Regions from separate parts of the Homo sapiens genome. Here region 2 is linked to region 1. The links are chromatin loops, found by intact Hi-C in ENCODE. Cell type or tissue: heart left ventricle. All regions are shown on one strand. Links, peaks and the distances in the headings refer to the core of each region. The heading gives the core; the rest is flanking DNA. Region 1 overlaps MYOM1 (myomesin 1). Region 2 has its middle 13 kb from the start of MYL12A.

Region 1 (16,490 bases), core at 2,693-10,692:
CAGCCCCCATGAGTAGCTGGGATTATAGGCACATACCACCATGCCAGGCTAATTTTTGTATTTTTAGTAGAGATGGGGTTTCACCATGTTGGCCAGGCTGGTCTCGAACTCCTGACCTCAGGTTACCTGCCTGCCTCAGCCTCCCAAAGTGCTGGGATTACAGGCGTTAGCCACACACCCAGCCAAAAAGCATAGTATTCTGCTATTGTTGAGTTTTATAAATATTAATTAGGTCAAGTTAGTTGATAGCATTGCTCAAGTCTTTTAGATCCATAATTATTTACTATTGCTAATATCTACATGTTCTATCAATTATTGAGAGAGTAGTGATGAAATAGCCAACCAAATGGTGCATTTATCTATTTCTTCTTGCAGTTCTACCAGTTTCTTCATGTATTTTGGGATGTTATTAGATGTATTAACATTTTTATTATTATATCCTCTTATGAATTGACCACTTTATTGTTATAACATGACTTCTTTTACCCATGGTAATGTTTTTTTGCTTGGAAATCTACTTTTAATATAGCTATTCCAGCTTTCTTTTGATTAGTGTTAGCATGGTATATTATTTCCATCCTTTTACACTTAGCCTATGTGTGCCTTTATATTAATACAATGTGTTTCTCATAGGCAGCATATATTTGGGTCTTGCTTTTTAAAAATCTAAATTGGTAATCTTTGCCTTTTAATTGGGGTGTTTTAACCATTTACATTTCATCTGATCGTTGATATGGTTGGATTTAAATCAATCATCTTGCTATTTGGTTTCCATCTATTCCATTTATTTGTTTCATTTTTTCTCTTTTTCTACTTTTTTTGGATTGAGTATTTTTTATTATTCCATTTTATCTGTATTCTCTTGTTGGCTATGATTTTTTATTTTGCTTTTTAGTAGTTTAGAATTTATAATATACATCTTTTCACAGTCTACCTTCCAGTAATATTATATTACTTCACATGTAGTGTAAGAATTTACAACAGTGCCTTTTTTTGTTTGTTTTTTGAGATGGAGTCTTGCTCTGTCGCCCAGTCTGGAGTGTAGTGCTGCAGTCTCGGCTCACTGCAAGCTCCGCCTCCCAGGTTCATGCCATTCTCCTGCCTCAGGCTCCTGAGTAGCTGGGACTACAGATGCCCGCCACAATGCCCGGCTAATTTTTTGTATTTTTAGTAGAGATGGGGTTTCACTGTGTTAGTCAGGATGGTCTTGATCTCCTGACCTTGTGATCCACCCTCCTCGGCCTCCCAAAGTGCTGGGATTACAGGTGTGAGCCACCGTGCCTGGCCTTTTTTTTTTTTTTTTTTTTTTTTGAGACAGGGTCTCACTCTGTTGCCCAAGCTGGAGTGCAGTGGCATGATCATGGCTCACTGCAGCCTCGACCTCTTGGGCTCAAGCAATTCTCTCACCTCAGCCTCCCAAGTAGCTGGGGCTATAGGTACACACCACCATACCTGGCTAATTTTTGTATTTTTTGTAGAGATGGGTTTTCACCATGTTGCCCAGGCTCATCTCAAACTCCTGAGCTCAAGCGATTCACCTGCCTTGGCCTCTCAAAGTGTCTGGATTACAGGCATGAGCCATCGTGCCTGTCCTGCAACAGTATTATTCCATTTCCCACTCTTAGCCTTGGTGCTGTTATTGTCATACATTTTATTTGCATATTTATGGTAAACTACACAATACGATATTATTATTTTGACTGTGGTCAATTATCTTTCAGAGATACAAAATGTAAGAAAAAGGCTTTATTGACTCACATTTTTATCATTTCCATTGCTTTTCATTTATTTGTTTAAATCCAGATTTCCATCTGATATGATTTTCTTTTCACCTGAAGCACTTCCTTGAACATTTCTCGTAGTGCAGGTATTTTATCTTTTGTTATGTAAAAAAAATCCTCTATTTTACCTTCATTCTTGAAATATATCTTCACTGAGTATAGAATTCTAGGTTGACAGTTTTTTCTCTCAGTACTTTAAGAGCTTTGTCCAGCATAGTGCAGATCTACACTACAAGAATGATTGCTTTTATTCTTATTTTTGTTCCTCAATATATAATGTGTCTTCTCTATCTGCTTTTAATATATTCTCTTTATCACTGTTTTTTCAGCATTTGATTATGATATGCATTGTGTAGCTTTCTTCATATATCTTGTGCTTATAGGGTTTGCAAGTTTCTCTAATCTGTGAGTTCGTAGTTTTCATCAGATTTGGAAATTTTTCATCATTATTTCTTTAAATATTTCTTCTGTACCCCATTATTTTTCTTGACCTCTGGAGTCTATGTATTTCCAGTCTCCTCCCTCCCTGCCTGATAAGACCAACTTTACTGTAACTGTAAACTAAAACTGTCCTAAACTTTACTAAAACTATAAACTCAACTCCACTGGGACCTTGGCTCCTGCCTATCTGCTTATAGGATTCTGTGCCCTGCTTATTTTCATATCTGAGCCAGGGTAAATCCTGCTTGTGGAGGGTTCATGTGGCTCTAAACTCTAGATGCTCTGGGACTTCTGGGATCTGGGTGCTTCTGGAAGTTTGTCCTTGCTTTCACCCGAACACTCCTGACCTGGCCTCAGAACTATTTAAAGATAAGAAGAGTATCCTAGATTCTTAGCTCTATATTCTAAATGAGCAATGGGGCTGGCTGCAGTGGCTCACACCTGTAATCCCAGCAATTTGGGAGGCCAAGGCAGGAGGATCACTTCAGCTCAGGAGTTCAAGACCAGCCTGGGCAACATAGGGAGTCCTCAACTCTACAAAAAAAAATATTTTTTTTTGAATTATGTAGGTGTGGTGGTGTGCACCTGTGGTCCCAGCTGTTTGGAAGGCTGAGGTGGGAGGATCACTTGGGCCCAGAAGGTCAGGGCTGCAGTGAGCCATAATTGCACCACTGCATGCCAGCGTGGGTGATAGAGTGAAACCCTTCCCCCCCTCCAAAAAAAACCAAAACAACAGCAACTGCTCAATGGCATTTGAAGAATGAATGAATGAATGATGTTTTGGGGGAATTTTAGAGAGAAGGTACTTCTTTAAACTGTGGAGACATAATTAACTCTTCCTCAGGAGGAGAGCAGCGTCTTTGGCTCTCTGAGTATCCTGGGCTACCCAGAATGTGTGCTTCTCATTTTTCCTTGTTGTTTTTCAGAGGGTATTGTGCCTGGCCCCCCGACAGACCTCTCTGTCACTGAGGCCACCCGGAGCTATGTGGTGCTCAGCTGGAAGCCCCCTGGCCAGCGTGGTCATGAGGGCATTATGTACTTTGTGGAAAAGGTAAGACTCTAGAATCAACATGACCTCATACTACCTCCTAAGGATTTCTTTAGAAAAGTGGAGGCTAAATTCCCAGGGACAATGGAGTGAGGGAGGAGGAGGGAGCATGTCCTGATCTCACTAGATTGTTATCAACTGTGAACTGTCTCCATAGAACAAAGTATATCACACAGAACTGTGCCTGAAAATCAAGGGGTTTATGGATCCCCAAGACTCACCCATAGACTCCTAAGAGATCCAGACCCAACATCATAGCACCTACAAGAAGAGAAATGTTCCTGAAATGGTAGATTGCCTGTATGACAATGTTTTCTAGAGACCTTCCTGTCTCCCTTGCTTTGGTAATGGCTTTTCATCTCTCTACCACTCCTCCTTCTGTAGTAGGACATGAACATCGTGAGGCTAGAAGGGAGGGGGTAACGGAGAAGGGGCAATACTCTCAAATGGCCGGGAGTGTGGAAGACAGCAACCTCATGCCACTGCACTTGGCTAGCTCCACTCTGAGTACAGGTAGCGGAATGAGGTCAGGGATCACAAAACAATAAATATTGGCAAGTTCTTTCCCAGATATCTTACAATTATGTCAGGAATTAGAACATTAGAGAGGACAGCATGCAATGAAGGCCCAGAATGGGTGGAATGAAGGAGAACGGTATGTGAATCAAACACATATCCGTATTTGAGGGTAGTTCTGATAAGGATTTATGCCCAACAAATGGAGAAGAGCCAAGACCTGTACAGAACATTATTTCGGCAGAACTGACTCAGCCACAAGTGTAGAAATAGGAGAGCCGGCCACGCAAGGCACAGGTCTTAGTGGGGGTAAGAAGTCCTTGGCTAACAGGATCATTGCTACTGGAAAACGACATTTAAAGAGAATTTGCTTAAAATGAGGTTCAAAATCCATTTGTTAAAAAGGTTCTGATTAGGATATAATTGAGAAAATGAAAGAAAATAAGTTTATTTTATCCCATATGTAAGAACATTTATTGGTAGTGATGCACCATTTTTTAGAACAATAAATGAAACAAGTGTTTGTACTTTTAAATTTTATTTTTATAAAATTGTGTGATAGCATGAAAAGGTATCATTTACTTTACATTTTAGTTTCATAGCAAAATCGTAGAATTTTTTTTTATAAAAATATGGTGTTCAGTTAATTTTCCTAAAGGTCTTTCTCTTTTATCCTTAATACTGTTTTGATCATTCAATTTTGTAACACCTATTAGGTCACCTTCCCTGATAATTATTGCAAGAGAATACATTTCATAGGTATGTAGGTGTATGCAAACTTCTGAAAATTAGGTAACAACATAAAGACAATATGCAAATATCTTTGAGCTGCATTCTTTACTTCCTTTTTATTCCTAGCAAATCAGTAACAATGAATGCCTTATCTCCTCTACATGCAATATGGATATCTTCCAAGAGAGTCTTGTTTTACAAAGACAATATTTAATTTTTATATGCTTTCCAGATATCAGCTTCAAATATAATATAACTTGAGTAGCATTCTAAGCCTTTTTTTTTTTTTGAGACAGCCTCACTCTGTTGCCCAGGCTGGAGTGCAATGGCACAATCTCAGCTCACTGCAACCTCCGCCTCCCTGGTTTAAGCAATTCTCCTGCCTCAGCCTCCCTAGTAGCTGGGATTACAGGCGTGAGCCACCACGCCTGGCTAAATTTTGTATTTTTAGTAGAGACAGGGTTTCACCATGTTAGCCAGGGTGATCTCGAACTCCTGACCTCAAGTAATCCTCCTGCCTCAGCCTCCCAAAGTGCTGGGATTACAGGCATGACCCACCACGCCCGGCTGCATTCTAAGCTTTTTAAAAGAAAATAGATGGCAAAAATAGAGTGGTGGATCAATGTTCATTTCCTAGTGTGTTTAATACACACCCCCACTGAATCTCTTTGAAACACTCCACAGGAAGAAGGTTCTGAATAACCTCTGTGACAGTAGTTACCATCTTTCCTATAATAAGGGCACATAACAACTATTTGGAGGCGTTTTCTGCAGATGAGTCAACTTTGGCTTCTGTTGAACTTTTCCTCTGGTCATATAAACTCTAATTTCTCTGTGGAAGTCTATAACTTCCCTCGACCTAAATACCTGTGAGTTTGTAATTAAAAATTTAAATATTCTTCCCCCAGCACACCTATTGGCATGGAACAGAAGGGGACGTTTATGAACACAGTACTATGTAGGGAGGCCTGCACAGGGCATAGAACACCCAGGATGTTGGGTATTGAGGACACAGAGCACGTCCAGGGACCTGGGGTACATTTGCAGAACCATCCAAATGTCAAACTGTTCTGAGCTGAGGCTAAAATTATTTCTGATGTAGCTGTTCTGATATGCTAACCTTTCTAAAGGGAAAAGGTCTGTGTGCTCCTGTCCCTGCTGCGTCTGTTCCAGGATGCCCTGCACCCAGCATGCTGCCTCTTGGGCCACCGCTGTGCTTGTTCTTCTTCACGGCATGTCCTTGATCCCTGGAATGGGTGAAATTGAAGGGTTTATAGCAAGGGACTCAGATAAATCAGTCCTTGGCACTTCCAGCCTCCCCATCCTACTGTGTTCTTTTTACACCCAAACTTTTTCCTCAGGTGTCTTACGTCTTGAGCTCTTTTTCTCACTCCCCTATCAAAAATCTGGTCGTGTCAGAGACAAGGACTGTATCACTCGTTAACAGCAGGAACGAACATAGCCAAGATTTGCACTGTTCTAAGCACCTTACATGAGTTAACCCACTTAATTCTTAGAGTAGTCCTATGAGGTAAATATCTTTGTTTTCATCATGCCTGTATATTTTTAAGTGTTTTGTAGAGATGGGGTCTCCCTATGTTGCCCAGGCTGATCTCGAACTCCTGGGCTCAAGCTATCCTCCCCTGTTAGCCTCCTAAAGTGCTGGGATTATAGTTGTGAGCCACTGTGCCTGGCAGATCATGCCTATTTTGTAGATGAGGAAACTGAGGCATAGAAAGGTATATAATTTGCCCGAGGTCACAGAGCTGGTAAAACACAGAACTGAGATTTGAACCCCAGCAGTCTGGTTCAGGTGCGTAAATCCAACTATTACACTGGGCCACCTTTCAATCTTCCCAGGCTTGTCTTCTCCTCTGGAAAACGTTGACAATCATACAATACTACCTCCACAATACCTACTCCATGGCATAGTTGAGAGGAGTAAAGAGTAATAATGGCTTATAAAGTTTTCGGCACAGTGAAAGGCAGCTATTTTTTTATGAGAGTATAAACAACTGATAACAGCTTAAGAATTTGCCAGGGTGGAATATGTTAAAAGAAATCAAAGCCATAAATGAAAAGATTAAAGGTCTGAGAGAGTTTCGTCCCTCAGGAGACAGCAGACACACAAAAGATAATGTTATCATAAAAAACACTGCAAGGAACTTTAGAGGTTACCTTGTCAAATTTGCTCGTTTCATAGAAGACGAAACCAAGGCCAAGAGCATGCGTGTGGCTTTCCAAGGTCACGTGGCTTGTTATTAACACAAAGGGACCAGATCCCATCCCTTTGTCTCCTCTATGCCATGCCATGTTGCCTGTCTGTCAAGTCAACGAAGATCATCCTGTGTGGTGGACTGATAAACTTAAAGTCCCAAAAATGTACCATCCTGACAGCTGGTCAACCTGTCACGAGATCTGGACTTCAGAAAAGTCTTTTGAAAACGTTACAAAATTCTGTAGTGAAATCAGGCAAGAGTTTCTAAATTTCTTCTCTTACCAACCATGGGCAAAGTTGGAAATTAAAATAGGAGGGAATAAGGATTACCAAAGACTTCTGACAGTTTTGTTACTGTATCTTCTACCAGAGCTCAAATATACACCACGTCCTTCATTCGAGGATTTCCAAGTCACTCTAAATCATTTTAATTTTAAGAATAGAGTCTCATTAAAAATTAATTTTCCCATTAATTATTCTAAGACTTGGGCAAAAAAAGAGAACATCTTTTTTTAATCTGGTTTTTATTGATACACAATCATTGCACATATTTACAGGGTACACTGAATATTTTGATACATCTTTGCAATGTGTAATGATCAAATCAGAGTAATTGGGGTACCCATCACCTCAAACATTTGTCATTTTTGTGGAGAAAATTCCAAATCTTATCTTTTAGGTATTTTGAAATATATAATAAATTACTGATAACTATAGTCACCCTACTGTGCTATTGAACACTAGAACTTATTTCTTCTAATTGTATTTTTGTGCCCACTAACAAACCTCTCTTCACCACCACCCCCAACCCTTCCCAGCCTCTGGTAACCACCATTCCACTCTCTACCTCCATGAGATCAAATTTTTTAGCTCCCATATATGAATGAGAACATGAGATATTTGTCTTTATGTGCCTGACTTATTTCACTTAGCGACCTCCAATTATATTCATATTGCTGCAAATGACAGTACTTCATTCTTTTTTGTGGCTGAATAACATTACATTGTGCATATTTACCACATTTTCTTTATCCATTCATCCACTGATGGGCACTTGGGTTGATTCCATATTTTGGCTTTTGTGAGTGCAGCAATAAACATGGGAGTACAGATATCTCCTTGACATACTGATTTTCTTTCTTTTGGATAGATACCCAGCAGTGGGATTGCTGGATCATATAGTAGAAAAACATCTTCATCTTTCAGTCATTTAGAAAAAAAACACTGGGCCGGGCATGGTGGCTCACGCCTGTAATCCCAGCACTTTGGGAGGCTGAGGTGGGCGGATCACGAGGTCAGGAGATCGAGACCATCCTGGCTAACACGGTGAAACCCCCCTCTACTAAAAATACAAAAAATTAGCCAGGTGTGGTGGGGGGCGCCTGTAGTCCCAGCTACTCGGGAGGCTGAGGCAGGAGAATGGCGTGAACCCAGGAGGCGGAGCTTGCAGTGAGCCGAGATTGTGCCACTGCACTCCAGCCTGGGCGACCCAGCGAGACTCCGTCTCAAAAAAAAAAAAAGAAAAAAGAAAGAAAAAAAATACTGTAGTTGATTATGTACTATTTGCCAGATGGAATTCTATGCTCTGTCATAAAGCAGTGAACAAAGCTCCTTGAGCTTATGTGATTTGCTCTTCAGTGGAGGAGACAACAAATAACTTAATTTCAAATAGTGATACATGATTGAAGAAGAATAAAGCAGGCTAAGAAACAGAGAGTGATAAGAAAAGGACCAAGAATTCTTTTAAATAGGTAATGGGCAGGCCAGGTGCAGTGGCTCATGCCTGTGGGAGGCTGAAGTGGGTGAATCGCTTGAGCCCAGGAGTTCGAGACCAGCCTAGGCAACATGGGGAAACCTTGTCTCTACCAAAAAAATACAAAAATTAGCCAGGTGTGGTGGCATGTGCCTGTAGTCCCAACTACTTGGGAGGCTGAGGTGGGAGGATCACTTGAACCCAAAGAAGTCAAGGCTGCAGTGAGCCGTGATTGTGCCACTGTACTCCAGCCCAGGTGACAGGGTAAGACCCTGTCTCAAAAATAAAATAAAATAAAATTTAATTTAATTTAATTAAAATTAGAAAATTACCTGACCCCAAACGATCCTCAAAATAAGACTTTTGTAAGCAGATTATTGTATTTAGTTAACAAAGGAAGAGAAATATTAAAGTAGCATATTTTTCAAACAATACAACGCTGTATTAGTCCATTTTCATGTTGTTGATCGACATACCAGAGACTGGGTAATTTATAAAGAAAAAGAGGTTTAATGGACTCACAGTTCCATGTGGCTGGGGAGGCCTCACAATCATGGTGGAAGGCGAAAGGCACGTCTTACACGGTGGCAGGCAAGACAGAAGGAGAGCCAAGTGAAAGAGGTTTCTCCTTATAAAACCATCAGCTCTCATGAGACTTACTCACTACCACGAGAACAGTATGGGGGAAACCGCCCCCATGATTCAATTATCTCCCACCAGGTCCCTCCCACACACATGGGAATTATGGGAGCTACAATTGTAGATGAGATTTGGGCAGGGACACAGCCAAACCGTATCAAAAGCCAAGTTTGATTTAGAGAATCCTACGAACTTCAGATGCCTCATCCCCTATTTCCTCCTCATCTCTCCTCCAGTCCAGCTTGCATTACAGGGAGTGGTTTGTTGCAGATGAATGAAACTTGGAGTTGCCTGGCCTGGATTCTCGCTTGTGTTTGCTGTGCTTTCAATGGGTTTCCCTGTTCTTGCTGCAGTGTGAGGCAGGAACAGAAAACTGGCAGCGAGTGAACACGGAGCTCCCTGTGAAGTCTCCCCGCTTTGCTCTGTTTGACTTGGCCGAGGGGAAATCCTACTGTTTCCGTGTCCGCTGTTCTAATTCTGCAGGAGTTGGTGAGCCCTCAGAGGCAACGGAGGTGACTGTGGTAGGGGACAAACTTGGTAAGCAACTGTAAACTTCTTTTACTTCAAGAGAAAATTTCAAAGCAAGGATCTAGTATATGTATATTTGGCCAGGAGTAAAAATGGTGACATCCTTCTTTCATATTATAAATTTACTCGATGGCTGTACTTAACCTATACATTAAACAAAAATTCATTATTTTTGTTTATGAAAAGTAAACTTCTTTGGGAGTTTCAACAATATTGATAATGTGTTTTTTCTGAAGTTCATGGACATTTAGTTTATCCATGCTCCCTAACTGTTTTAAAATTTTTTGCTTTAAAAAATACAATGTAGGCCAGGCGCGGTGGCTCATGTCTGTAATCTGAGCACTTTGGGAGGCCGAGGCAGGCAGATCACCTGAGTCCAAGAGTTTGAGACCAGCCTGGCCAACATGGTGAAACCCCATCTCTACTGAAAACACAAAAATTAGCCAGGCGTTGTGGCACATGCCTGGTAATTCCAGCTACTCAGGAGGCTGAGGTGGGAAAATTGCCTGAACCCAGGAGGTGGGGGCTGCAGTGAGCCGAGATCCCGCCACTGCTCTCCAGCCTGGGTGACAGAGCGAGACTCAGTCTCAAAAAAAAAAATCGTAAAATAAAGCAGCTGTTCTTTTGACATGACGAAGTGTGTAAAATACCTAGGTGTGTGTTTGTGCATAGATGATAAGGATGAATTTTTAAAACCACTTGAGTTTGATCACCATTTTCCTCTTTCTCAGATATCCCCAAGGCTCCTGGCAAAATCATCCCAAGCAGAAACACAGACACCTCAGTGGTAGTTTCGTGGGAGGAGTCCAAAGATGCCAAAGAGCTGGTCGGGTACTACATAGAGGCGAGCGTTGCTGGCTCTGGCAAGTGGGAGCCCTGTAACAACAACCCCGTGAAGGGCTCACGGTAACTCAGTCGGGTGTGCAGGGCGGGCAATGGCCTCTGGAGCTGCCATAGACACATACGGCACACAGACATCCAATGGAGGAGATTTTTTTAAAAAATTTTACTTTTTGGCTGGATGTGGTGGCTTACACCTGTAATCCTAGCACTTTCGGAGGCTGAGGTGGGAAGATTGCTTGAAGCCAGGATTTCAAGACCAACCTGGCCAACACAGTGAGACCCTATCTTTACAAACTGAAAAAAAAAACAAGAAAACATTATACTTTAAATAAGCCAAGGCAGTGGCAGGCCTGTAGTCCTAGCTACTCAGGAGGCTGAGGAGGGAGGATCCCTTGAGCTTGAGTTCAACTTGAGTTCAACTACAGCTTGAGTTTGAAGTTGTAGGATACAATGACCAGGCCTGTAAATAGCCACTGCCAGCCTGGACAGCATAGGGAGACCCCATCTCTAAAAAACAAAACAGAACAAGGCTGGGTGTGGTGGCTCATGCCTGTAATCTCAACACTTTGGGAGGCCAAGGTGGGCGGATTGCTTGAGCCCAGGAGTTTGAGACCTGCTTGAGCCCAGGAGTTTGAGACCAGCCTGGGCAACCTGGCGAAAACCTGCCTCTACAAAAAATACAAAAATCAGCCCAGCATGGTGGTGTGCTGTAGTCCCAGCTACTCAAGAGGTTGAAGTGGGAGAATTCCTTGAGCCTGGGAGATCAAGGCTGCAGTGAGCTATGATCACAACACTGTACTCTGGCCTGGGCAACAGAGCAAGACCCTGTCTCAAAAAACAAACAAGCAAAACAAAACAATTACACTTTAGATATTTAAATGAATTTAAAATTGAACACATTAGATGCAATACATCTTTTTTTAAAAGGTTCACTTATGATGTTAAACACTTAGCAACACATAATGCCAACTATTGTAAGAGTTCATTTCATAGTGCTTTTGCTGCTTCTTCCTTTTTTACCCCTCTGATTTTATATCTAATATGCAACGTGATATTAGATTCTGAGGATATAATACACTCTACTTAACATAAATTACCCAGGAATTTTAAATGAAGAGAAAAAAGTATCGAAATTTTACAAATTCTGGACATCAACATGATTAAACCCAGTGCTAAGCAGACATAGTTACACCAAAACAAAGACATTCAGAATAATTTGCTGCCTCTTTGTATTTGTTTCTAATGGGGAGAGGGTTGGTTTCTTCCTTGCTTTCAACTATTTTATCAATCAGCTTTGCACATTGATGGTGAATTCTGATCTGCACCCAGACCAGAGACCAGTATGAGAGGGGGATGCTGCCCTCCCAGAAATTGTCAAATAGACTCGTTCGGCAGCTTCTGGCTTGGATCACTTCTCAGTCCGAGGACCCCAACAGAATGAGTTGGTTTTGCGGAACGTGAGAGAGTAGAGATAAATGATTAATTAGGGAAGGCAATATGTTTTGCAAGAGATTCATTTAGCCTGTTGGTGTATTTCATTTTTCCTTGGAGTTACCCAGCATTTTCCTGGGACTATTCAGAAATGCTGGTGGTGCGTAGGCAGGAGCTGCTAGAGGGCAGGCACCATTTTTTGTTCATCTTTTGTCCACAGTACCTAACTCAGTGTCTGGAACACCGAGACCCCAATAAATCTTTGCTGAAGCAAAGCTGACTCTAAGGACTGAAGGGCTGGCCTAGATTATGGCTCCTTTGTTAAATACTTGAACATGCGAATAGTCATAGATTCGTTAGCAGACCTGTTATTTCCTCTGGCTGCAGTCCTTAGGATGGATTCAAATGTTACAGTGATTCATGAAACAGCTATTTATAGCCATAATAGCTATGAAAAGAGTTAGGTTGTTTTTATGGATGAAACTTCCCATGGATTCACACCTCATTATTGAATCTTCATATCTAAATGGTAATTCTAGAATCCATTGTTCACCTTATCTTCAGATTCTATAGTAATTTCCCAAGTAAGTACCTTCCTTGGCATGCAGCGAGACAGTGACTAGGCCTCTATGACAAGGAGCCACCAATGCCTTACAGCCATAGTTATATACCTAAAATAGTCATTGATCATATTATTAATTGGGTATTAGGCTTAATACCTGGGTGATGAAATAATCCGTCAACAAACCCCTGTGACACGAGTTTACCAATATAACAAACCTTCCCATGTATCCCTGAGCCTAAAATAAAAGTTAAAAAATATATATGAGTTGGCTGGGCTTGGTGGCTCTTGCCTGTAATCCCAGAACTTTGGGAGGCCGAGGTGGGTGGATCACGAGGTCGGAGTTCAAGACCAGCCTGGCCAAGATGGTGAAACTCCATCTCTAGTAAAAATACAAAAAAATTAGCCAGGCGTGGTGGTGGGTGCCTGTAGTCCCAGCTACTCAGGAGGCTGAGGCAGAGAATTGCTTGAACCTGGGAGTTGGAGGTTGCAGTGAGCTGAGATTGCACTACTGCACTCCAGCCTGGGCAACAGAGCGAGACTCCGTCTCAAAATATATATATATATATTTTAGAGTATAACTCATATATATATATATATACACACACATATATAATAATAATTTTAGAGTATAACTCATATATATTATTATATATGTATATATTATTATTATATATACATATATATAATAATATTAATACTAATAATTTTAATACTAATTATTATTTATTAAGTACCTCATATATGCCAGGCCCTATATAGGTACTTTATATACTTTATAACTAACCTCTACATGAAAATTATCATGTAAGCATCATTATCCCTATTTTACTGGTGAGCATTTGGGGAAGACCAGGGCTCCTCATTTTTTGACAGAGTGGGTTTAGAAAAGTGCCTTAGTTACCTTCTTGTCTAAAGTATATATATTACCTGAATCTTTCTACATCTTTTTCTTCCTTTAAAAAATGAATTATTAGCTGGGCATGCTGCTTACAACTGTAATCCCAGCACTTTAGGAGGCTGAGGTGGGAGAGAGGATGGCTCGAGGCCAGGAGTTCAAGACTAGCCTGGGAAACACAGCAAGACCCCATTTCTGTTCAAAATAAATCACAATAAAAAAAAAAGAATTGTTTTCATAAAGCCAGATCCACTCCATTAAGCTAACAATCATCTTCCTTAATCTTCCTCCTAGGAAAATTTTTTAAAACTTGTTTTCCTTTTAGATTCACTTGTCATGGATTAGTGACTGGTCAGAGTTATATTTTCCGGGTCAGAGCAGTCAATGCAGCTGGACTTAGTGAATATTCCCAGGATTCAGAAGCTATTGAAGTCAAAGCTGCTATTGGTAAGTTCCTTATGCATAACTGTATGGGGGAAAAATGGATTTTTCTATGTTAGAAAGGAAGATACCATCCTCTCCAGAAATTATTTAGCTTCCAATATTGCTGGATGATTGCATCCTTAGATGATCATTTTCTCTGACTCTAGGTGATGTCTAACCTTCCATAGCTGCCATTTTACAGACCTTCATCACTTATCCAGATTCTGTGCATCCATAGCCTTTTCATCTTCACGAACCCAAGTTTCCTCAGATATTTCACATTGTGTGAAACTCCATTCTAACTTCATGCTCATCCTGGGACTGTGAAGGGCCATTCCGATTCCATGAAGTGGTATATCACCCATAACACAGATCATCTTGTCCCTAAAAGCCATTTGGTCTATGCCAGAGCCTGGCTTGTTTTTGCTAACAGAACATTAACATGCTTCTTATAAACCCCTCTAAAATTCATGCAAGGCACATGTAATTGCTTAATCATATGTTTCATCTTTGCTTGCAAAGTAACCAACAGAATAAAACCAGTAATAAAGTAATTATATGTGTGTATGTGATGTACCTCCCAATCTTGGATAAAGTAGAAAAGGGACCCAGGTGGTTAGAAACAATACAAATAATATTTGTGGGCTGAGCACGGGGGCTTACACCTGTAATCCCAGCACTTTGGGAGGGAGAGGCAGGCAGATTGCTTGAGTCCAGGAGTTTGAGACCAACTTGGGCAACATAGTGAAATCCCATTTCTAAAAATAACAATAAAAAAAATTAGCCAGGCATGGTGGTGCATGTCTGTAGTCCCAGCTATTCAGAAGGCTGAGGCACGTGGATCACTTGAGTCCAAGAGTTCAAGGCTGCAGTGAACTATGATCTCACCACTGCACTCCACCCTGGACAACAAAGCAAGATCCTGTGTCTGAAATAAATAAATAAATAAAATAAAATTTATTATATAGTAACGCATGTTTTTTAAAAAGCTGATTTAATATTGATTGTCTTCAGTTAGCATCTCATATAGCTTTTTCATATTCCTTATAACATAGGGATCGGGCACAGTGGCTCACGCCTGTAATCCCAGCACTTTGGGAGGCTAAGGCGGGTGGATCACTTGAGGTCAGGAGTTTGAGATCAACCTGGCCTACATGGCTAAACCCTGTCTCTACTGAAAATACAAAAATTAGCCGGGTATGGTGGTGCATGCCTATAATCCCAGCTACTTAGGAGGCTGAGGCACGAGAATTGTTTGAACCCAGAAGGTGGAGGTTGCAGTGAGCCGAGATTGCGCCAGTGCACTCCAGCCTGGGGGACAGAGTGAGACTCCAAAAAAAAAAAAAAGAAGAAAGAAAACGAAGGAAGGAAGATTCCTTATAATGTGAACCATTCTAAACATGTCTCTTTGAGGTTGAGAGGTACAGACCATTACTATTGTAGTACTGCACATAATTCGAGGTGTTATAAAATTAGGATCTTTAATATGATGTCTCTTGTGCACTTTATAGTCCTTTTTTCATTCTGTTGAATAATAGGGCTTACATCTCTCAATATTTGTGTCTAAGATTTGCTTTTCCTTATATATACTAAAAGCCCTTTGGGTTCTGCAAATCGAAATGGTTCCTATTCTATCTTTGGCTTCTTTGTTCTCATTTCTTCTTTTTCCAGAATACGGGGAAGGTGAAATGTTCCTTGGCGTATATTGTGTGAAATGTAGTCTTTCCATATTTCTTGCAAATGTGAGCGATTTTCTTTAAGCCAAGACTGTTTTTGTTCTGCTTGTGGTCCTAATGTTTTTCTCTTTGTTCTATCCTATAAGAGCAGCTGATACTCTGTCCGGGCTCAATGCGTTTCTGTTGTTGTCTGGCAACTGTAGGGGGAGGAGTGTCTCCAGATGTGTGTCCCGCACTGAGCGATGAGCCTGGTGGACTAACCGCCTCCAGGGGGCGCGTGCATGAAGCCTCCCCGCCAACCTTCCAGAAAGATGCTTTGCTTGGCAGCAAACCTAACAAACCTTCACTACCCAGTAGCTCTCAAAACCTGGGCCAAACAGAAGTGAGTAAAGTAAGTGAAACAGTTCAGGAAGAGCTTACCCCGCCACCACAGAAAGCGGCTCCTCAGGGGAAAAGTAAGTCTGACCCCCTGAAAAAGAAGACAGACAGAGGTGAGAGTTGAGAAAGGGAAGCTGTTCCATCCGTCTCCATCACTGTCCTCACCTCTCATCGTCTACATCACATCCTTCATCCATGTTTGCTTTCATCAATGTCCATTCTTATTGTATGTGTTTTCAGCTAGCCATCTGAAATGTGTACTTTCATCTGATGACTTGGAAAAGTAATTGTCTATGGGTTTGGCTTGTACACATCATTTTGGGTGCTTAATGATGCTAGAATGTTTCAAGTAATTTGGTTATAGAGCCTTTCTTGGTTTGTCAGGCAGATACACCTCTGGCCTGATTTTGCTAAGAGAATTCGATGTGAGAGCAGGACTTGGTACTGCTAGCCTGTGTGAGGTCCTTTGAAATAGTCATGTTTGGAACATGTAGAGGAGAAAGATCTCACAAAGAAGGTGACATCGTACCAGGGTCATAGTTGTTACCTTCTTGCTCATCCTCAGATTATTAAGCGATTATTCACATTTAATTTAAATAGTTTGCAAGAAAAATCAACACTGG
Region 2 (16,490 bases), core at 3,335-11,334, 97 kb before region 1:
GCGCAGAGGCTCATGCCTGTAATCCCAGCACTTTGGGAGGCCAAAGTGACTGGATCGCTTGAGGTCAGGAGTTCGAGACTAGCCTGGCCAACATGGTGAAACCCCATCTCTACTAAAAATACAAAAATTAACTGGGCGTGGTGGTGCGTGCCTGTAATTCCAGCTACTCGGGAGGCTGAGGTTGGAGAATCACTTGAACCTGAGAGACGGAGGTTGCAGTGAGCCGAGATCATGCCGCTGCCCTCAAGCCTGGGCTACAGAGCAAGACTCCATCTCAGAAAAGAAAAAAAGACATACCTGAGACTGGGTAATTTACAAAAGAAAGAGGTTTAATGGACTTACAGTTCCATGTGGCTGGGGAGGCTTCACAATCATTGCGGAAGATGAAAGTCACATCTCACATGGTGGCAGAGAAGAGCTTATGCAGGGAAACTCTCCTTTTTAAAGCCATCAGATCTCATGAGACTTATTAACTATCATGAGAATAGCACAGGAAAGAACTGCCCCCATGATTCAATTACCTCCCACTGGGTCCGTCCCACAACACGTGGGAATTTAAGATGAGATTTGGGTGGGGACACAGAGCCAAGCCGTATCCTTCCACCCTGGCCCCTCCTAAATCTCATGTCCTCACTTTTCAAAACCAATCATGCCTTCCCAGCAGCCCCCCAAAGTGTTATTTCAGCATTAACTCAGAAGTCCACAGTCCAAAATCTCATCTGAGTCAAGGCAAGTCCCTTGCACCTGTGAGCCTGTAAAATTAAAAGCAAGTTAGTTACTTCCTAGATACAAGGGGGGTACAGGCATTGGGTAAATATAGCCATTCCAAATAGGAGAAATTGGCCAAAACAAAGGGACTACAGGCTCCAAGCAAGTCCAAAATCCAGCAGGGCAGTCAAATCTTAAAGCTCCAAAATGATCTCCTTTGACTCCATGTCTCACATCCAGGTCACGCTGATGTAAGAGGTGGGTTCCCACGGTCTTGGGAAGCTCTGCTCCTGTGGCTTTGCAGGGTACAGCCTCCCTCCTGGCTGCTTTCCCAGGCTGACGCTGAGTGTCTGTTGCTTTCCAGGCACACAGTGCAAGTTGTCGGTGTATCCATCACTCTGTGGTCTGGAGGACAGTGGTCCTCTTCTCACAGCTCCACTGAGTGGGGCCCCAGTAGGGAGTCTGTGTTGGGTCTCCCACCCCACATTTCCTTTCTGCACTGCCCTAGCAGAGGTTCTCCATGAGGGCCCCGCCCCTGCAGCAAACTTCTGCTTGGGCATCCAGGTGTTTCCATACAACCTCTGAAATCTAGGTGGAGTTTCCCAAACCCCAATTTTTGACTTCTGTGCACTGCAGGCCCAACACCATGTGGAAGCTGCCAAGGCTTGGGTCTTGCACCCTTTGAGGCCACGGCCCGAGCTGTACCTTGGCCCCTTTCAGCCATGGCTGGAGCAGCTGGGATGCAGGGCACCAAGTCCCTAGGCTGCCTGCAGCATAGGGACCCTGGACCTGGCCCATGAAATCACTTTTTCCTCCTTGGCCTCCAGTCCTGTGATGGGAGGGGCTGCCATGAAGACCTCTGAGATGCCCTGGAAATATTTTCCCCATTGTCTTGGGATTAACATTCACCTCCTCGTTACTTATTCAAATTTCTGCAACCGGCTTAAATTTCTCCTCAGAAAATGGAATTTTCTTTTCTATTGCATTTTCAGGCTGCAAATTTTCCAGACTTTCATGCTCTGCTTCCCTTACAAAACTGAATGCCTTTAACAGCACCAAGTCATCTCCTAAATTCTTTGCTGCTTAGAAATTTCTTCTGCCAGATACCCTAAATCATCTCTCTCAAGTTCGGAGTTCCACAAATCTCTATGGCAGGGGCGAAATGTCACCAGTCTCTTTGCTAAAACATAGCAAGAGTCACCTTTACTCCAGTTCCCAACAAGTTCCTCATCTCCATCTGAGACCACCTCAACCTGGATTTCATTGTCACTATCAGTATCAGCATTTTGGGCAAAGCCATTCAACTAGTCTCTAGGAAGTTCCAAACTTTTCCACATTTTCCTCTCTTCTTCTGAGCCCTCCAAACTGTTCCAGCCTCTGTGTGTTACCTAGTTACAAAGTCACTTCCACATTTTTGGGTATCTTTTCAGCAGCGCCCACTCTACTGGTACCAATTTGCTATATTAATCCATTTTTATGCTACTGATAAAGACATACCTGATACTGGGCAATTTAAAAAAGAATGAGGTTTAGTGGACTTACATTTCCATGTGGCTGAGGAGGCCTCACAATTATGGCAGAAGATGAAAGGCATGTCTACATGGTGGCAGACAAGAGAAGAAAAACTTGTGCAGGGAAACTCTCCTTTTTAAAACCATCAGATCTCGTCAGAGTTATTCACTATCATGAGAACAGCACGGGAAAGACCTGCCCCCATGATTCAGTTACCTCCCACCGGATCCCTCCCACAACATGTGGGAATTCAGGATGAGATTTGGGTGGGGACACAGCCAAACCATATCACTGGCTCTGATAGTTAACTGGAGAAATGCTGTTTTAACTGTTAAAAGACAAAGATTCCTGATATCTAAGCTGTTTTGAAGTATATAGCCTAACATAGTGATACTATAATAGTTCGTTAATGAATAAACGTAGTGATTAAATTACATTTACTAAATTAATCTTATGACACAAATATTATTTTTGAATCCCCGAAATAAAACTAATACCTAAAACAAAAATTATAGTCGATGCTTACTTTAGCCAATCTTTTAGTTTCCTCATCTGTAAAAGGGCATAATAATAGTGCCCACTTTATTCAGTGGTTGTGAGGATAAAGCACAATAATCCATGTAAATTTCTTAGGGAGAAATTTACTACTCTGACTAATAAATATATGAATTCTTTGTCCACTTGAGTGTAGGAAACAAGCTAAGTGGTTGCACTTTAAGTTAATGACCACAGACTTCAAGTGGGCCCTCGATGCCCACAACATTTCTCTAGTCTTTTCATGCTCCGCTCTCTCAATTTCTTTTTTTTTTTTTTTTTTTTTTTTTTTGAGACAAGGTGTTGCTGTGTCACCCAGGCCAGACTGCAGTGGTACCATCATGGCTCACTGCAGCCTTGGCCTCCTAAGGGTCAATCAGTCCTCCCACCTCAGCTTCCTGAGTAGCTAGGACTACAGGTGTACACCACTACACCTGGCTAATTTTTGTATTATTTGTAGAGACAGGATTTCTCCACGTTGCTCAGGCTTGGTCTTGAACTCCTGAGCTCTAGCTCTCTGCCTGCGTTGGCCTCAAAAGTGTTGAGATTACAGGCATGAGGCACCATCCCCTGGCCCATGCTCTTGTCTATTTGATGTCAGTTTTATAACTTTTGTCTCTTCACACCTCTAACACATTCTATTCTATCCTCACTCTCAGTTGACAACCTTGCTGCTAAGTCACTGAGAAGATAATGGCTCTCACGAGCCCCCACCACATTTACCCACCAGCCAACATCTGTCTTCATGCATTGTCCTCCCCCTCCTCTCCTGCTAACTAGAGAGGAACTCTCCTTGCTCCTATAGAAAGCCAGCTCCTCTGTTTTCTTGCTCATGCCACACCAGCAATTCTGCCCTCTCCTGCATCATCAAGTTCTCTCTGTTGGAGTATCCCCATCAACATGAATGCTGTAATGTACCCCGTATGTATAAGCAGACTAAGGACCCCCAAAAGATATCCCTGTCCTAATTCCCAGAACCTGTGATTGTGTTAGGTTACACAGCAGAGGAGAATCAAGGGAGAAGATGGAATGAGGTTAATAATGAGCTGATCTTAAAATACAGAGATTATCCTGTACTATCTGGGTATACCCAGCGTTGCCACAAGAGGTCTTGGAAGAAGAGGGAGGCAGAAGAAGACTGTTAGAGAAAGATGTGACTGTGGAAGAAGGGTCAAAGAGATACAATGTTGCTGGCCTTAAAGATGGAAGAAGGGGTCAGGAGCCAGGGAATGCAGGAAGCCTCTAGAAGCTGAAACAGGCTAGGAAACTGATTCTCCCCTAGAGCCTCAGGAAAGGAACACAGTCTCCCTGACAGCTTAATTTTAGCCTGGTGAGATCCACATTGGACTTCCAACCTACAAGATTGTAAGATGACTAAGTTGTGTTGTTTTAAGCCACTAAATTTGTGGTAATTTGTTACAGCAGCAATAAAAAACTAATGTACCGTATCACAAACAAACAACAAAAACTCGCTTCAGCTGTTGTCCTATTTTCTTGCTCCCTTATAGAAAACCCTTTAAATAAGTCACCAAGTCACCTGTACTCACTGGTTCTCGATGCCCCCACCCCCCCACCAATTTAGTAAAATGTACATAACATGAAATTTCCCATCTTCACCATGTTTATTGTATAGCTCAGTGCAGGGGTCCCCAACACCCCCTGCCTCCCCCCTCCCCCAGGTCGGAGGGAGTGATGCTTTGTCTGTACTTACAACTGCTCCCCATCGCTCACATTACTGCGTGAGCTCTGTCTGCTGTCAGATCGGCAGTGGCTTTAGATTCTCTTAGGAGCATGAGCCCTATTGTGAACTGTGCATTGCGAGGAATCTAGGTCATGTTCTCCTTTTGAGAATCTAATGCCTGATGATCTGTCACTGTCTCCCATCACCCCTGAGATGGGACCGTCCAGTTGTAGGAGAACAAGCCCAGGGCTCCCACTGATTCTACATTATGGTGAGTTGTATATGTATTTCATTATATATTACAATGTAATAATAACAGAAATAAGATGCACTATAAATGTAATGAGTTGAATCATTCTGAAATCATTGCCCCCCGACCGCCACCCCTGCCCCAGTCCCTGGAAATATCGTCTTCCTCGAAACTGATCCCTGGTGCCAAAAAGGTTGGGAACTAAAAGCTTAGTGGATTAAATATATTTGTAGTGTTATGCATCACCACCATCCAGCTCCATAACTCTTTGCATCTTGTAAAACTGAAATTCTATGACCATTAAACAATAACTCCCCATTCCTCCCTTCCCCCAGTAACCACCATTCTACTTTCTGTCTAGAATTCTGGCCACTCTAAGTATTTCATGTAAGTTATGGAATCATAAGAGTATTTGTCTTTTTGTGACTGGCTTATTTCACTTAGCATAATGTTCTTGAGGTTCACCGATGTTGTAACATGTCAGAATGTATTTCCTTTTTTTTTTTTTTTTTTTTTTTTGAGACGGAGTCTTGCACTGTTGCCCAGGCTGGAGTGCAGTGGTGTGATCTCGGCTCACTGCAAGCTCCACCTCCCGGGTTCACGCCATTCTCCTGCCTCAGCCTCCCAAGTAGCTGGGATTCCAGGTGCCCGCCACCACGCCCGGCTAATTTTTGTATTTTTAGTAGAGACTGGGTTTCACCTTGTTAGCCAGGATGGTCTTGATCTCCTGACCTCGTGATCCACCTGCCTCAGCCTCCCACCGTGCTGGGATTACAGGCGTGAGCCACCACACCCGGCCATGTCTTTCCTTTTTAAGGCTGAATGATATTCCACGATATGTATACACCACATTTTCCTTATCTGTTCATTTGTTGATGGACACTTGGGTTGCTTCTACATTTTAGCTATTGTGAGTAGTGCTGCTATGAACATGGGTATACAAACCCAATTCTCTCTTTATTTTAGTTTTTACTTTTTTCTTTCTCAGTGATCCTTTTCTGACCAATTATCTCTTGAATCTGCTATAATAAATCTTTTTTTTCTGACCACTCCATCAAATGTGTGCTCGTCAAGGTCACCAGTGACCTCTACATCCTCATAGCCAATTCACAGTTCTCAAATAGTATTAGAAAAGGTGCTCACTCCCTCACCTTTGAAATACCTTCTTCTCTGGCTTCCAGGATGCCACACTGTCCTGGTTTCTGCCTTCATTTGTGGTTACTCTTCAGTCTCCTTTGCCAATTCCTCCTAATTTCGCTAATCACATGGAGTAGCCTAGGATTCAGTGCTTGGATCTCTTCTCTTTTCTGTCAGCCGTCCTTTTGAGCTGACCTCATCCACTCTCATAGCTTTAAATACCACTTATACACCGATCACCAAGTGTGTATCTCTAGCCAAGACCTGTGACCTTTACTCCAGACTCACATATCTAACCTCTCACTTGACAGCTCCATGAGGATGTCTGTTGGGCATGTAAACCTTCACACTCCACAAATGATCTAATCTTACCTCCAAAACCTGCTCATCCTGTTTGTCTTCTCCATCCTTTAAGTTGCTCAGGCCGAAAACTTTGACTCACCTTTGCCACCTCTTTTTCTTTCCTGCCCCTCACTCAACTTTTCAGTCAATTCTGGTAGGATTTTCTGTCTTCTTTGTTCATAGATGTATCTCCATGGCCTAAAACCATAATTAGCACAAGCCTATTAGCAAAGTCCTTCAAAATATATCCAGAATTTTATTAAGTCTCACCACTTCTACTGCCACTATCCCAGTGCAAGTCATTTTCATCTCAAGCCTGGACTTTTGTTAAAGCCTCCTAAAGAGGTCTAAGTAGTTTTCTTACTTCCTTTTCTTCCTATAGTCTGTTCTCCACATAGCAGATAGAGTAATCCTTTAACTATAAACTAGAGCACATCATTGTTCTGCCTGACACCCTCCATGGTGAAGTGAAGTGTCCTACCACCTCTACTTACGTGACTATGCTGAGTGAAGTGTCCTACTTCACTCAGAGTAAAAGCCCAGTGCTTTACCATGGCCTGCAAGGCCCAATAACTCAGGTTCTGGGAACTTCCCCACCCTCTTCTCCTACTTCCTGCCCTCCCCAGTCTGCTCAGCCATATTGACATCCTAAATGTTTCTTGAACAAGTCACATAACTTTCCACCTCAAGACCTTTGCATTTGATGTTCCTGATTTCAATGCTCTTTCTTCAGATTCTTCACTACTCATGCCCTCAACTCTTTCGCATCTTCAAGAAGATACTACCATCTCAGTAAAGCCTTCTCTGGTCATTCCATTTTAAGTCTCCATCACCCAGCTTCCACCCACAGCGTTCCCCTCTCTCGGTTTATTTTTTCCATTGCACTTATTACTTCCAACACACCAGGCACTTTACTCATTTTGTTTACCATCTGTCTCCCCTACTAAGTTCCATGAAGAGGATCTTTTGGCTGCTTTGTTTACTAAAGTATCCCAAGGTCCAGAAGAGTAGTTGGCACATTATAGGCATTCAATGTATAAAGATGCATATTTGAATGAATGAATTGCTAGAAGGCAGAATATAAAGGGAAAATTTAGAAACATGAGGCCAACAAGGGAAGCAGGGACTGTGTCCTCAGTGACTTCTAAGCCATGTTTCAAAGGTCAGTGGGATGCCATGCATACATTTTAAGTATGGGATTAGTATGTTCAGAATCGTATTATTTAAAAAGCACTCTAGTAATAGTATGGAGGATTAGCAGAGGGTAAGTCTGGGAGAAGCTCAAGATTTCTGACAGATGGTAAGGCCACTCACTGAAGTAAGGAGGAGAAATAGTTTGGAGGGCAGAGTGTGGTAATGGTAGGAAATGACAGTTATCATTTGGGACATTTTGAGGTAATGGATTAGAAGTACTGAGGCCTTAACCCAAACACAGTACAAAGAGACAAAAAGAAAAAAATGTAGAAGTGCTGTCAAGAATCATGGAGGATGTATTGAGATGACATGGTATAAATTTGTGTATAGGAAAGCCAGAACAAGATAAAGTGAGAATGATGGAAAAAACAATATCAAAAGTATGTCGGGCCAGGCGCAGTGGCTTACACCTGTAATCCCAGTACTTTGGGAGGCTGAGGAGGGAGAACTGCTTGAGGCCAGGAGTTCGAGACCAGCCTGGGCAATCCAGCGTGAACCCCCATCTCTAAAAAAAAAAAAAATTTAAAGAGATAATGACAGAGTTTTCTGAAACTGAAAGAGAGACCAAATTTTTCATTCAAATGGAGAGTGTACTCTGACTATCAAGCAGGAAAAATAAAATATATAAAATCTGTAGTAAGTTCTATCACAATGAAGCTGCAGAACATGCAGGGTAAAAGGGAAATGGTAAAAGCTGCCAGAAAAAAAGGGAGTGTCTTCAATGGAACAATAATTAGGCTGGCAGCCTGCTTTCCTGTAGCAACCGTGCAAGCTGAAGGTGGCACAGCAATAGCTTCAAAATGCTGTGAGAATCGCCGCCCACTCCTCACTGTGTGTGGGCTGGGTGTGGCACGCTGGCAACTCTCCCCAAACGACTCTGGATGCTGGTGTCCCTAGAATCTCTTGGGTCTAAAGATTGATCTTCTTACCTCCTATAATTCCTGAGGTGGATAATTAACTAGGGGGTCACAAAATTAATTCCACAATCTTGTAACATGTCCTGTATAGATGTTTTGACAATGAACGTTTCCAGCTTTTGGGACAGCTCCCACAATTCTAAAATAATGGGAATGTCATGCTTAACATCCTAGTACGGTGAACAATGTTACATAATTTGGGATTTTCCTCTACTGTTTCCTGTATGTTTGACTTGCTTCCCAAACTGGCTTGTAAACATATATTACTTTTACATTAGCTAAGTAGAAGTTTTTCAATGTATACTTTTAACAATAATAATAAACATTATATTCTTCTTCTTCTTCTTTATTGAGCACGTCCTATGAGCCAAGCTCTCTGCAAAGTGTTTTATTCACATTATCTCTCATTAACATTAGCTGCAAGGTAATGACTGTCACCTCCATTTTACAGATGAGTGAGCTGAAGCTTAGCAAGGTTAGTGACCTGCCCAGGGTCATATTCTGGGTAAGAGGAAAAGGTAGGAATGTGACGCATGTCTGTATAACTTCAAAGCCTGACCTTTCAGCCTCTGTGCTATATTGATCTGTGAAACATACTAACTATTGATAAGAATGACTGTGTTAATAATTTGGAGTGGGAATATTTACTTGAAATGTTGACTTTTTTGTTGTTATTCTTCCCGGAAAAAGAGTCTGTATGGTCTCTTGCAGAATTTCCAGCAAGGCCTAATTCCACTGAAATCAGTGCCTCTACCAGCCACCTGTAGATGTATTATGGACTTTGATTGAGTTCTTCTTTCCTCTGGAGAAGGAATGGTAGATGAATCCGTGGACAGTTTCCATTCATATGACTTGTCAGCATTGAACACATAACACCTCTTTTTGCATTACCTCACAGAGTGTTGATTCAGTAAAGCATTAAAGCTGTGGGCTGGCAGTGCTACCCAGTAATCCCTGAAGGGCCAGAGAGCCATAGGTTAAGTTTGGAGGGGCTTTACCAGGGTCTATTATTCAGTGTCCTGCCATGTGCTACACAGTTCATTATTTGCTTGAGGAAAAAGAGCAAGCCCTGATAGTAAGCGGGTAAGGGGACATGCTTCCCAAGAGTAACTTACTCTGTTTGTACTCTCAATACCTTGCAGAGTGCTAGCCATGTCATGTGTGCTTAGTAAAACCTCAGTTAAATCTATAAACTTTAAGAACTTTGGAACAAAAGTAGTAGAAAAAGTAAGGGAGTTTTAGCAAGTGGGTAAATGATGAAAGTAATCCTGTGTTGAAACTCAACCAGATGAATGTTGTTACCAAACTTCTGTACGGTCCACTAGGTCCAAAAATAAATTTTTGTGGTACATAGGTAGTAGAAGTGGCCAGATTAGCCATAGACAGATCTTGTTTACATATAAAGGCACAATAAAAACTATTGTCCAAGGCAGGGGAGAACAATGCATAAAATCTTTAATATATCTATACTAGTTCTTACAGTAATTATTTCTATTATATGCTCTTTCCATTATAAAATGCTCATTAGGGTGCATGCCTTAGCATGACTTTAAAACACTACAAAGGAACAAAATTTCAAACCTCCAAATCAGATTGTACTACGTTTAAAAATAGGAAAATTGGCCAAGGAATGAAAAATATTAATAGAAATAAATTTAAAACTGCAGTGCTCAACACATGATTTTCCAATGGTGAAACATATTTATGTGAAATACAGTTGGAAAATAGATTATTAAAACTGAAAAATATAAACATATAATTAATTTCTTATAGCATATATCACAACTGCAGGTGAATTATAGGTAAGCATGGAACATAAAGCATAATAAGTTGAATAGAATTGTATAAGTATCCTTGTTGGGAAGAAGAGTAGACATTTTTAAAAATGGCTTTAACTAATGTATTATTAGAACACAATAAACTACACATATTTAAACTGTACCAAGTGACAAATTTTAATACATGTATACACTTGTGAAACCATCATCGCAATCAAGATAGTAACATACCCATCACCCCAGAGTGCTCTCGGGCTCCACTGTGACCCATTGCTCCCAAGTCTTCCCACCTGTCCCCTCTCCCAGACCCACACAACCACTGATCTGCTTTCTGTTACTATCATTTGCATGAATTTAAGTTTTTGACTAGTAAAGTGGTTATTGATTATATGACGGATGGTTCTACTTTTTTTTTTTTCCATGATGGAGTCTTACTCTGTTGCCCAGGCTGGAGTACAAGGGCACCATCTCGGCTCACTGCAAGCTCCGCCTCCAGGATTCAAGCAATTCTTGTGCCTCAGCCTCTCGAGTAGCTGGGATTACAGGAGTGTGCCACAACACCCCGCTAATTTTTGTATTTTTAGTTGAGACGGGGTTTTACCATGTTGGCCAGGCTGGTCTTGAACTCCTGACCTTAGGTGATCCGCCAGCCTCAGCCTCCCAAAGTGCTGGGATTACAGGTGTGAGTCGCTGCTCCTGGCCGGGTTCTACTTTTAAAAATTCAAAATATAATTAAAAAAAGCAAGGAAATAACTGAAATGGAAACTTTTTGTGGTAAATGACAAGTAAAAGCTTAATATCTACACTAGCAAACATTTAATAGAAAGAATATTTTATTTTGGCTTGTTTGATTGCAAGGAACAGGGACAGTCCAATTAACTAAAAAAAAAAAAAAAAAAAAAGGATGCGGCTGGGCGCAGTGGCTCATGCCTGTAATCCCAGCACTTTGGGAGGCCGAGGCTGGCAGATCACGAGGTCAAGAAATCGAGACCATCCTGGCCAACATGGTGAAACCCCGTCTCTACTAAAAATACAAAAATTAGCTGGGCGTGGTGGCACGCACCTGTAGTTAATTCCAGCTACTGGGGAGGCTGAGGCAGGAGAATTGCTTGAACCCGGGAGGCAGAGGTTGTAGCGAGCCAAGATCGCGCCATTGCACACCAGCCTGGGCAGCAAGAGTGAAATTCCGTCTAAAAAAAAAAAAAAAAAAAAAAAGGATGCATATTTTAGGGATACACATGACTGGATTACTGCTGAAAACAGAGGTAGTTTGAAGGCTTGGCTCTTCAGGTTTTCTCTCAAGGGTTTCATGGGCCAAATGTTTGTTCTCCAGTTGCACCTCTGCTTCTTTAAGCCCATTTGTTTTGTTTGCTCCCTGCCACCCATCTTTGCTAACTTTAGTTTGCGGTCCCTCATAATTTCAGCATGCTGTGGCTCATCTGATTCCAAATACACCCGTGGCATACCTTGATTCAGCCTCTTTGACTTTCGTTCCTTCTATTAAGTGTATTGACACTCAGTCTTTTCAAATTCAAATTCTTACGGGAGGAGTGTGATTGGCTTGGCTCGCCTTTTTGGCCCAGGCCATTCACTGTTACCTTTAGATCAGAAATGACCCATCACCTGGGATCAAAAAGCAAGGTCACCTAGTTCTAAACATCAGCAGGGCAGCTTTCCTCAGGAAGGGGTATGAGTAGTGCAGGCATTGAGTGCTTTCCTGTCTAGCAAAGATAATGGTGCTTGAGAGCCAGCTGGAACTGGGTTCAAATCCCAGCTCTATTATTTAGTAGCTGTGTCACTTTGGGGTACTTGCCTAACCTCTCTGAGCCTTGGTTTTTTTGTTACTGTTGGAAGGTGTCCAAGTTCTTGGCATCATGAACAAAGAATTGGACAAAATGCACAAACAAAGCAAGGACAGAATGATGCAACAAAAGCAGAGATTTATTGAAAATGAAAGTATACTCCATATGGTGGGAGCGGCCCAAGTAAGTGGCTCAAGAGCCCAGTTACGGAATTTTCCGGGGTTTAAATACCCTCTAGAAGTTCCCCATTGGTTACTTGGTGTACACCCTAGGTAAAGGAAGTAGTGGCCTGAGATCAGTCTGATTGATTGCAGGAGAGGGCCAATCAGAGGCTGAAGCAAGGTTACAAAGTTACACCCTATGCAAAGGTCTGATTGGTTGCAGAAAGTGACCAATCAGAGGCTGAAGTGAAGTTACAAAGTTATACTACTATGCAAATGAAAACTTGGCCGGCAACCAGCCTGATTGTCTCCCAGAGGGGACAAATCAGAGGCACTTTCAATTTTTCATCTGTCACTCAGAAAACGGGAGGTTGCAAATGTATTAGCCTCTGGTCCTTTCGTTACCTGGGCATGGAAAGTTGGGGTTTTCCTTGTGATTTAGTTCTGGGAAGTCAGCATGAATTCGGCCTTAGGTTCCCTGCCTCCAGACCCTATTCTCCTGCCTCATTTTCATTTTAGCTTGGGAATAATAACTGCCTTGAAGAGATTTTGTAACAAATATATAAAATAATATCTGTAAAGCACTGGTATAGTATCTAGCACACAATAGGTCTCAAATAATGGTAGCTATTTTATTATCACATTAACAGATTAATAATGATCTCAGGAAAAAGATACCTCACAGAAGAGGAAAGCCAAATAGTGGGATAACATTTAAGGACATGCTCAGCCTCACAAATAATTTTTTAAACGCATTTGAGGATAGCTATGAGACATATCTCACTTCTTTTTTTTTTTTTTTTTTTTTTTGAGATGGAGTTTCACTCTTGTTGCCTAGGATGGAGTGCAATGGCGCAATCTCGGCTCACTGCAACCTCCGCCTCCTGGGTTCAACTGATTCTCCATTCTCCTGCTTCATCCTCCTGAGTAGCTGGGATTACAGGCATGCACCACCACGCCTGGCTAATTTTGTATTTTTAATAGAGACAAGTTTTCTCCATGTTGGTCAGGCTGGTCTTGAACTCTCGACCTCAGGTGATCCGCATGCCTTGACCTCCCAAAGTGCTGGGATTACAGGCGTGAGCCACCGCGCCCGGCCACATCTCACTACTGTTAAACTTGCAAAAATAAATTAAAATTAACCATTCCAATATTGATGGGGCAATGAGGAAAGAGTACATTCATATTTGGTTGATGACATTATACATTAGCCTAATTATTCCAAATAGCAATCTCATAAAACATACCCTCCAATTCATAGTACCTTCTGGGCAAATACTTCCCAAGGAGGTAGTTAAAAAGGAATACTTCTATTTGTGCAAAATATTTATAGCTTTCTTTTTAATTCAGGCTTTTATCCTTTTCGAACTGAAAGAGACCTAAGAGGTTTTTTTTTTTTTTCTCTTGGGTTGCATGTTAGAATCATTTAGGAGCTTTTAAAAAATACTGATGTTCATGTCTCATGCCAGAGATATGGAGTTAATTGTCCTAGAATATGGCCTAGGCCTGAGTACAGTTTCAAAGCTCCTCAGGTGATACTAATGTATAGCCAGGAAGGAGAACCACTCTTCCAATCCCACTCTATTGGGGGAACTATGAATAAACAAGAGCCCGAGAGGCTAAAAAAGGCCTCTCAAAAGAAGTCACAGAGAGGTGATAAAAGAGCTGGGTTGAAACTAAAGATGCTCCAAATGCCTGCTTCCAGCTTCTAGTCCTGGTGAATGACTGGAAATTTCCAGGTGCTCAACACTTAGAGACCAGGTAACAAATTATAGCAGAGCAATACAACACATTCATTCATTGTTATTGAAAGGACAACTGCGGACAGGGTAGGACATTGGTGAGAACCAAGTGCAATACTGGTGCATCCAGTATCCAGATGAAACTCAAAAACATCTTGCCAAGTGAAAGAAACCAGACACAAATGACTACATATGGTAGGATTCCATTTGTGTGAAATTTCTAGAAAAAGCTGAACTGTAGAGACAGAGGTCAGTGGTGGCCTCGGTCACGCGCGGGACCCAGGATTAACTGCAGACAAGCCTGAGGAAACTTTTCTGGGTGATGGAAGTGTTTTAAAACTGGATTTTGGTGATGGTTGCACAATGTAAAAATTGACTAAAACTCCCTGAACTTTACTCTTAAAATGGATTAATTTATGGTGTGTCAATTTTATTGCTATAAACTGTTAAAAGGAAATTCGAAATGAATTGAAACTGAAAACTCAGATCTGCTGATCTTTATTCTGGTTCTTACTTTTAAAGGAAAAAAAAAACCATATGATTTTTGTAAAAGTAACACACAGTCATTGTCGGGAGACAGTTCTCCGCGGGCTTCTTGTGTTTCGGCACATGTTGCAAGCGAAGATCTGGCTCTCCGTTGTTCCAGCCTGTTTCTGCAGGACTGTTCATATAGTGAACAGCCTTTGAAGACAGAGTAAGTGTCTCCAGCCACAGCAAAAGGCAGACACGCTTACTATCCAGTGTAACAAGAATATCTCCCTCTGAAGCAAAGGGCAGGTATGCTGAATGCTCATGATGAAATATTCAGGTGCTCTAAAGTCAAGATTCTTCTTCTGTAATGCAGCCCACTGTGACTGCAGGTGTCACCTGGTCTTCATCACGTTGTCCTTTGGGAACATGGGGATTGGGGGCTGGCAAACCAGTGAAGAATATGCTGACACTTGGCCACTGCTCTTGCTGTCAGGAGTAAAGCTCTTTGTCTTCTTGTGTCTTCTGTCAACACTCATGAAACTGTAGCAGGATCACTTTTTAGTTTGCAAGTAGGGTAAAATCTCTGACTCCTGCGTTCCTTTTTTTAAAAAATTGTGGTAAAATATACACAACATTAAATTTACCATTTTAGCCATTTTAGGGATACAGTTCAGTGGCAGTAAGTACATTTACACTGTTGTATAACTATCGCCATTACACATCTCTACAGCTTTTTAAAAATTAATTAATTTTTTTTTGAGATGGAGTCTCGTACGGCCCCCTGGCCTAGAGTGCAGTGGCTCGATGGCTCACTGCAACCTCCGCCTGCTGGGTTCAAGCGATTCTCCTGCCTCAGCCTCCCAAGTAGCTGGGATTACAGGTGCCTGCCACCATACCCAGCTAATTTTTTTGTATTTTTAGTAAAAGCAGGGTTTCACCATGTTGGCCAGGCTGGTCTCAAACTCCTGACCTTGTGACTCGCCCACCTCGGTCTCCCAAAGTGTTGGGATTACAGGTGTGAGCCACCGCGCCCGGCTCACATTGCTCTAGAGCTTTTTAATCATCCCATGTTGAAACTCTACCCATTAAGCTATACTCCTCATTACCCCCTTTCCCCAGCCCCTGGCAACCACTGTTCTGCTTTCTCTATAAACTCGACTACTCTAGGTACCTCATATAAGTGGAATCATACACTATTTGTCCTTGTGTGACTGGCTTATTTCACTTTGCATAATGTCTTCAGGGTTCATCCATGTTGTAGTGTGTGTCAGGATTTCACTCCTTTTTAAGGCTGAATAATATTCCATTGTATGTATATACCTTCACAGTTCTTGATGCTAATTATATCTTAAAATCAAGTAAAAAAAATACAAACAAGAAAGTTAAAAAAAAACAAAAGAAAGAGAAAGCATCTCATCATTTGGAAGTCATTATCATACCAGATATCTATTTATGAATAGACAGAAAAACAGGTAGAGACAAAAAATGTTAGAAAATGGGCTTTGGGGTCTTGCTTTCTAATACTCACCTCCAGTTCCCTGGCCTGGACTATGCGTGCAGGCAGCTTTCTGGCTTAGGGGCTTGTCCCTCTCCCAGAATCTACCCACCAGCTCCTGAGCCTCACACGCAGGTTAAGAGGGGCTCACAGCAGTTGTCCTCCCCGCAGCTGAACAGCTGATCCCTGGCCACACTGACTCCTAGCCCTTGTTTTTTCCCATCTCTAAGGAGTCCCTATGTCCTGAGGAGTTGTCCTTTGCCACATTTCCCAGTTTTCCTCATTCAGTAATTCTTTATTAAATGCCTGTTGTGGGTCAGGAGCTTTGCTGGGTACTGGGAGCACCTAGCCATAGAGATCCCGCTCCTACCAGTGAGTACTCATTGTGCAGAGACAGAAAAGTAAACACGTAAATACCACACGAAAAACTTCCCATCCTAGTGGAAGTAGGGAAGTCTCCCGGAAGGAGATGGCACGGGGTGTTGAAGGAGCGGGGTGAAGGAAGTGAGGAAGTGTGCGCGTGTTGGCAGGGCTGAGAGGAGCACCAGGTGTGAGGGAACCGGGGTGCTGGAGTCCTGGAGTTTGAGGGCTTGCAAGGAATTACCCGTGGTTGAAACTCAGGAGGCAGGCAGGGGAATGGAGAGGGGCGGAGCTGGAGAATTATGGAGGCTCATAGGGTGAAGATGCCCTCGTGCCATGCTGAGGAGGCCACCTGGGGAAGAATAGGCAGTGAGGAGCCATTGGAAGGTTTGAAGCAGAAGAGGAC

What was found. Hi-C counts contacts between places; a loop is a spot of excess contacts. Peaks named below come from ENCODE experiments on the same cell type or tissue, not always from the same donor. Only the 100,000 strongest peaks of a DNase experiment are listed, where the experiment ranks them.
Region 2: it touches region 1 in a loop (2.4-fold over the local background); 79 of 110 quality-filtered maps call a loop at or near these places.

What each region holds. Positions count from the first base shown.
Region 1 is chr18:3,128,722-3,145,211 of GRCh38, reverse strand. MYOM1 (myomesin 1) reads left to right here. Exons shown (of 38, transcript NM_003803.4): 14 at 3,149-3,273; 15 at 9,482-9,665; 16 at 10,388-10,562; 17 at 13,716-13,837; 18 at 15,693-15,980. Among named protein-coding and RNA genes, the nearest start is that of MYOM1, 83 kb to the left of the region's middle. In heart left ventricle, for the core only: no CTCF peak of the experiment used is centred there; a DNase peak (open chromatin) is centred at 5,711; H3K27ac peaks cover 4,357 bases.
Region 2 is chr18:3,226,313-3,242,802 of GRCh38, reverse strand. It overlaps a transcript of MYOM1 not described here. Among named protein-coding and RNA genes, the nearest start is that of MYL12A, 13 kb to the left of the region's middle. In heart left ventricle, for the core only: no CTCF peak of the experiment used is centred there; no DNase peak of the experiment used is centred there.